2 separate regions of the Homo sapiens genome follow, and region 2 is linked to region 1. Evidence: chromatin contacts called from ENCODE Hi-C or POLR2A ChIA-PET data. All regions are on one chromosome and are shown on one strand. Each heading gives the region's core, a stretch centred on a gene start or an enhancer-like site at or near the end of the contact. The rest is flanking DNA. Distances are from core to core; before and after follow the strand shown.

Region 1 (2,700 bases), core at 81-2,580:
TGTTTTGCTCCTCTTTTCAACTCAGGGAAGAAGATTAAAATTGCTCAGTCTCCTTGGCTTGCAGAGATTTCTCGCGGGGATCATCAGGGGTGTGCTTAACCCTCCAGGCAGCACAGTAAAACAGGCCTAGCGGCCGAGCTGCGCAGGGGCGCTCCCATGTAACCTGCCTCTCCCTGCACTTTCTTATAAACAAGCCTTCAGTGGCGTGGCAATCATTTCTGCTGAAAAGCACTGGCATTCGTTCCTCTTATGCCCTCTCCTTTCTCACTATCCCCAAAACCAGAACATAACTTCCCACCCACCCTACTCCCGTCAGAAGCAGCTAACGGATGGTAACAGCCCAGCAGCCCTCGGTTTGGAGCTCAACGGACTCGGCAACCACCTGGTGAAGGCACCAGCCTCGGCCCCCCGACCCCCACCAGCGGCGCGCCCCAGGGATGCCCCCCGCTGGGCACCGCAGGCAGGACCCAGAGCAGCGAGGCCCAGATGCCGGGCAACCCCCCAGGAAGCGCGCTGCCCCGGGGCAGCGGGTGAGGCCAGGAGCCAGATGAAGCCCAGAGACCATCCTCACCCGCCATTAATAAAACGCAGGAAAAATTAAAGCTTCGTTTACCGACATGAGTGATCACTGTGGCCAGTCGCCGGGTGAGCTCCTGGGGAGGCATCTCTTCTTTTAAGCAAGACAGCATTTCACTGAAAAACCATTCCGTATAAATAAAGCCAAACAAAACTGTTTCTACCGCTGCGGTGGATGATTTTTTAAAGGCATCTCCGCCCAAGGATGCTCTGCCCTCGCCCTCTTCCTGGCTCTCCAGGCAAGAAACGAGAGTCCCTCGCAGCCTAGGCCAGCTCTCCCTCGCCACGCCCCGCGGGGGCTCCCGTGACAGACCAAGTCTGGCGCTTTCCCAGCGTCGCAGCTGGACCGAGAGAGGAGCGGCCGTTCTGCAAAAGGAAGCAAGTCGCCAATCTCGCCGGAACCGCGCCCCGGCTCCTCCGGCCGGGCGAGCTCCGGGGCTTCCAGAATCGCGGTCCCGGCCGCCAGGTTTCCGGCGCCGCCTCCAGGGACTGTAGAGTGAGGGATGCTCCGCCAGGTGCAGGGGAGGCGGCAGGTGGCCGTGGCTTCTCTGCGCCGCCGGCCCCACGCCCCAGCGCCCACCTCGTCCAGCCCACGGGTGGCGCCCGGGGCTCTCGGGGAGGCACGCACGCTCCCAAGCGCCGCTCGTTTTGGGGTCGGGAACGCTGCGCACCTTTCCCTGCGGGGAGCCCGCGCTCCACCCCCGGAGTGGAGCTCCGGTCCTTACTCGGAACCGTGGGGCGGGGAGACAGTGACTGAGGCGCTCCAGTCGCACCGGGGTCCGGATCATCAGACGCGCGCCGGCCAGGTCTCCGCCCCTCCTTCTTCCGCGCCGGGTGTCTGCGGAGGAGCCGCGGAGAGAAGGGGGCTGGCCCGGAGAGCTGCCGCCATCCGGCAGGACCCGGAGCGGGAGGCTGGGTGAGGCGCCGCTGCTTGCCCCACCTCCTGACCCCGGGGGCGGCTGGCGTGTGTTTTCCCCCACTTGGGGTTGTTCCACGCAGTTCTTGACCTCCGCTGGCCACACCTGCACTGGGAGCCCGGCGCCCGGGCTGCGCTCCGACAAGGCTGAGCACGCGTGGGCGCGCTCACCCCCTATGTGGGCGTTTTCCTTCGTGCAGCTGCGCCCTTGCCTCTGCTCCGTCTGTCACCTGTCAGGCACGCCAGTGCTACCTTCTGGAGGGGCTGTGGCACATCCTCCATGCTGGTCCTCCTCCCCATCAGCCCATTATCCCGTGGTTTCCCTAGTTGGGCCCAGACACTTTCTGACTGGCAGCAAAAGACTAACCCCAGTTCAGCAGAGCGCTACGGGAAACGCCTGAGCAAATGCGAATTCGGTCAGGTTGTCCCCCAATCCTTTCTACAGCGGGAGTCCCTGAATACTCAGCAGGCGGAATGGCGGGACCACCCAGGCGGATGTTCTCAGCCATCTCTTTCCTCTTCGATATGTAAAAAGCCAAGCCGCAAACACCCTGGATCCAAATTCTAGGAGTAGCCACCCATCACAGGGGGCTGAGGGTATTTTTTTAATGCTTTCTCTTTTCTTCTTTTTTTTGGAGACTGAGTCTGGCTCTGTCGCCCAGGCTGGAGTGCAATGGCGCGATCTCAGCTCACTGCAAGCTCCGCCTCCCGGGTTCACGCCATTCTCCTGCCTCAGCCTCCCGAGTAGCTGGGACTACAGGCGCCCGCCACCACGCCCGGCTAATTTTTTGTATTTTTTAGTAGAGATGGGGTTTGTTTCACCGTGTTAGCCAAGGATGGTCTCGATCTCCTGACCTCGTGATCCGCCCACCTTGGCCTCCCAAAGTGCTGGGATTACAGGCGTGAGCCACCGCGCCCAGCCCTTTTTAATGCTTTCTCTAACAATTGTGGGCTGTGATTGAGAAGCGAGGTCAGTTCACCTGTGTCATGAGATTTGTGGAGAGGTTCTTCCCCCTGTGAAGTTTGGGCACTTTGCACTCTGCCTGCAAAACAGAGCAAGGATTTTCTTTTTCTTTTCTTTCTTTTTTTTTTTTTTCGTTTTTAGAGATGGAGTTTCACCATATTGCCCAGGCTGGTCTCAAACACATGGACTCAAGTGATCATGCCCGGCCACTGAGCAACCATTTTCACAACCACCTTTTGCAAGA
Region 2 (2,700 bases), core at 183-2,682, 58 kb before region 1:
GTGTGTGCACGTTTCTCCTTGTATAAATATTCAGACTCTTCCTATAGCTTACTGAAGTATATTTGGCCACCCTGCTCAACATAAATTCCTGTTCCCTCTAGACCCTCTCTTGAAGAGTCCATTTCCAGCTTCTGGCAGGAGGCTATGCTTCCCAGCCTGTCAGAATGGTCACCCTGCAGGTTGGAACTCTTTATGAGAAATAAAGCTCTCCTTTCCAAATTTATGAACCTCCTCATTCTTTAGTTGACAATAGTAAATAAATAGTAAAAAGTCAAGCCCTCTCTGGCTCATAGTCTTGGAAAACTTTCTTGATTGCATAATAAATGTTGAAGGGCGTGGCAAACAGTTGTCTACTCTACATCCAAAGTTTGATTTTAAAAAGGCAACATTCACAAATTTTATAGCTAATCGCTCACCCACTAACTTCTCCAACTTCATCTCAATTCTTCACTGTAACAACCCATATCACATAATAAATAGGAGAGGAGGCTGCTTGTTATGGTATGTGGCTATCATCTTTATAATTGATCATGAGAGTGGCAGGAGGCAGCCAAATGCCCAGGCAGATATGGGCAGGTCCCCGGTGAAACCCCCTCTCCAAGCCGAAGATAGTTTAAAGCCTGAAAGCCAAGCTACAAGTTAAATCCTCAGACCGGATTGAGAACTTGTCTTCCCATTTGTCGAGCTTTCCTGTGATGGATCCCCACCCCTCATGTATTTTACATATACCTACCCTTTCCTAATTGTTCTTCTACACTGTCGTGTGGAACCAGCAGATGCGGATGCAAGCTATAACACAGGTGAGCTGGGCCTCAGTAGTGTGGCCGAGCAATGCCCGGGTGGGGCATCGGGCAAGGCCCAGGGTCTCTGGCTTGCCAAGTGACCAAGAAGAAAAATCATGCATCAAGAATTCCACTAAGACCAAATTCCAGATGTTTACAATCATTAGCACTCATAAATTCAAGCAAAAGTTGTGTTTTGAATTTCTGAAGCAATCTAAATTGAAATGTCGAAAGATGGAACGTGGGTTTCTATCTGAACAAAACAGAATAGATGACGCAAAGGCAGAACAGTGAGGAGGTATTCTAAAACAATCACCCAGGCAAATGAACAAAGAAAAGCCATCATACACATATGAGGTCATTCCACTGGGAAGAAGTAACATCAGACCCCTAGTTTTTAAATAGAGAAGGACAAGAGCCTGGCATATTAACTTTGTTTCCTGCCCTTTACTACAATTTACTTAAATTCTCGTGACATGTAAGACTTACTTGCCAGTGCCACCATTTACTCTTAATAAAACCAAGGAGTGCCTTCTGATTTCAGGCCTCAGTTGGGTGCCCAAAATCTAGCCTCTCTGGTATCCTCCCTGAGGGCTCTGAAGCAAATCTACCCTCCTTGGGCAACACAGCTGCCCACATGACTGTACACTCTGGATTGACAAGTACACTCTGTACTCGTGACTGTACACTCTGGATGTACATCCTGATGAGTCAGATGAATGAATTCATCTCCCTGACCCTTTGAGTCACAGTTCCACAGCCAGTCCAGCGAAAACCACACCTCACCCCAGCTACTCCATCAAAGCAGCACTTTTGCTCGTTAATGTTGTTTAGACACTTGAAAAACAGTATTTTCCATTGCCTTCTGTGAACCCAAAAGTATCTGAGACAGGTCTCAATCAGTTTAGAAAGTTTATTTTGCCATGGGTAAGGTCGCACCTGTGACACAGCCTCAGGAGGTCTTGACAACAAGTGCCCAAGGTGCTGGAGGCACAGCTTGCTCTTATACATTTTAAGGAGACGTGAGACATCAATCTATACACGTAAGATGTCCATTAGTCATTCAGGAAAGGCAGGACAACTCCACGGGTGAGGGGGGTTTCCAGTTCATAGGTAGATAAGAGACAAAAGGTTGCAGTCTTTTGAGTCTCTGAGAAGCCTTTTTTTTTTTTTTTTTTTTGAGACGGAGTCTCACTGTGTCACCCAGGCTGTAGTGCAGTGGGGTGATCTCAGCTCACTGCAACCTCCGCCTCCTGGGTCCAAGCAATTCCCCTGTCTCAGCCTCCCAAGTAGCTGGGATTACAGGCTTATGCCACCAGGCCCAGATAATTTTTCTTTTTTTTTTTTTTTTAAGTAGAGATGGGGTTTCACCATGTTGGCCAGGCTGTTCTTGAACTCCTGACCTCAAGTGATTCACCCTCCTCAGCCTCCCAAAGTGCTGAGATTACAGGTGTAAGCCACCGCACCCGGCCTCTGATTAGCCTTTTACACAATACACAATTTACATGTGAGAAGAGGGTAGAGGAATAGTCACTTATGCCTCAGTTTGGCTTAGTGAAACAGGAGGGCAGAGGAAGCAATCAGATAGGCGTTTGTTTCACAGGGGCAGAGGGATAACTCTGAGTACTGTCCGTCTTTTTTCCACGAGGAATTCCTTGTGGGCAAATTGTGAGGGAGGTATATAGTATTTTTTATCTTTAGGGAGGTATATCGTTTTTTTTTTTTTATCTTTGTAGCTATCTTCTTTAGGAATAAAATGGGAGGCAGGTTTGTCTGATGCACTTCCCAGCTTCACTACCCTTTGGCTTAATGATTTGGGGGTCCTGAGATTTATTTTCCCTTCACACTTCATAATAGTAAGAGGCCCAGATTGCACTCACTTCTCTGACGAGGCTGGTTTCTAAAGCTGAGTAGTTAT

Evidence for each region. A loop is a pair of places that touch in the nucleus more often than their neighbours do. ChIA-PET counts read pairs that join two places held with the same protein, here RNA polymerase II (POLR2A). Pooled maps may share reads with other maps.
Region 2: a pooled map shows a loop between it and region 1 (5-fold over the local background). The contact joins the enhancer-like site here to the promoter of MCF2L2 in region 1. A Hi-C loop is called at or near these places in 1 of 168 maps with a recorded cell type or tissue (dorsolateral prefrontal cortex) and 8 of 50 pooled maps. POLR2A ChIA-PET finds 5 or more read pairs at or near these places in 4 of 52 experiments (CD4-positive, alpha-beta memory T cell, HEK293, activated CD4-positive, alpha-beta T cell and 1 more).

Annotation. Positions count from the first base shown.
Region 1 is chr3:183,427,289-183,429,988 of GRCh38, forward strand. MCF2L2 (MCF.2 cell line derived transforming sequence-like 2) reads right to left here and starts at 1,331. Exons shown (of 30, transcript NM_015078.4): 1 at 614-1,331. The coding sequence starts at 689. RefSeq lists a silencer at 1,081-1,160.
Region 2 is chr3:183,369,524-183,372,223 of GRCh38, forward strand. All of the region lies in intron 3 of MCF2L2 (MCF.2 cell line derived transforming sequence-like 2), which reads right to left. Among named protein-coding and RNA genes, the nearest start is that of MCF2L2, 58 kb to the right of the region's middle. Within about 2 kb of position 1,433, at least 10 of the 41 ENCODE cell types and tissues checked have a DNase peak (open chromatin) inside an H3K27ac peak, as active enhancers do.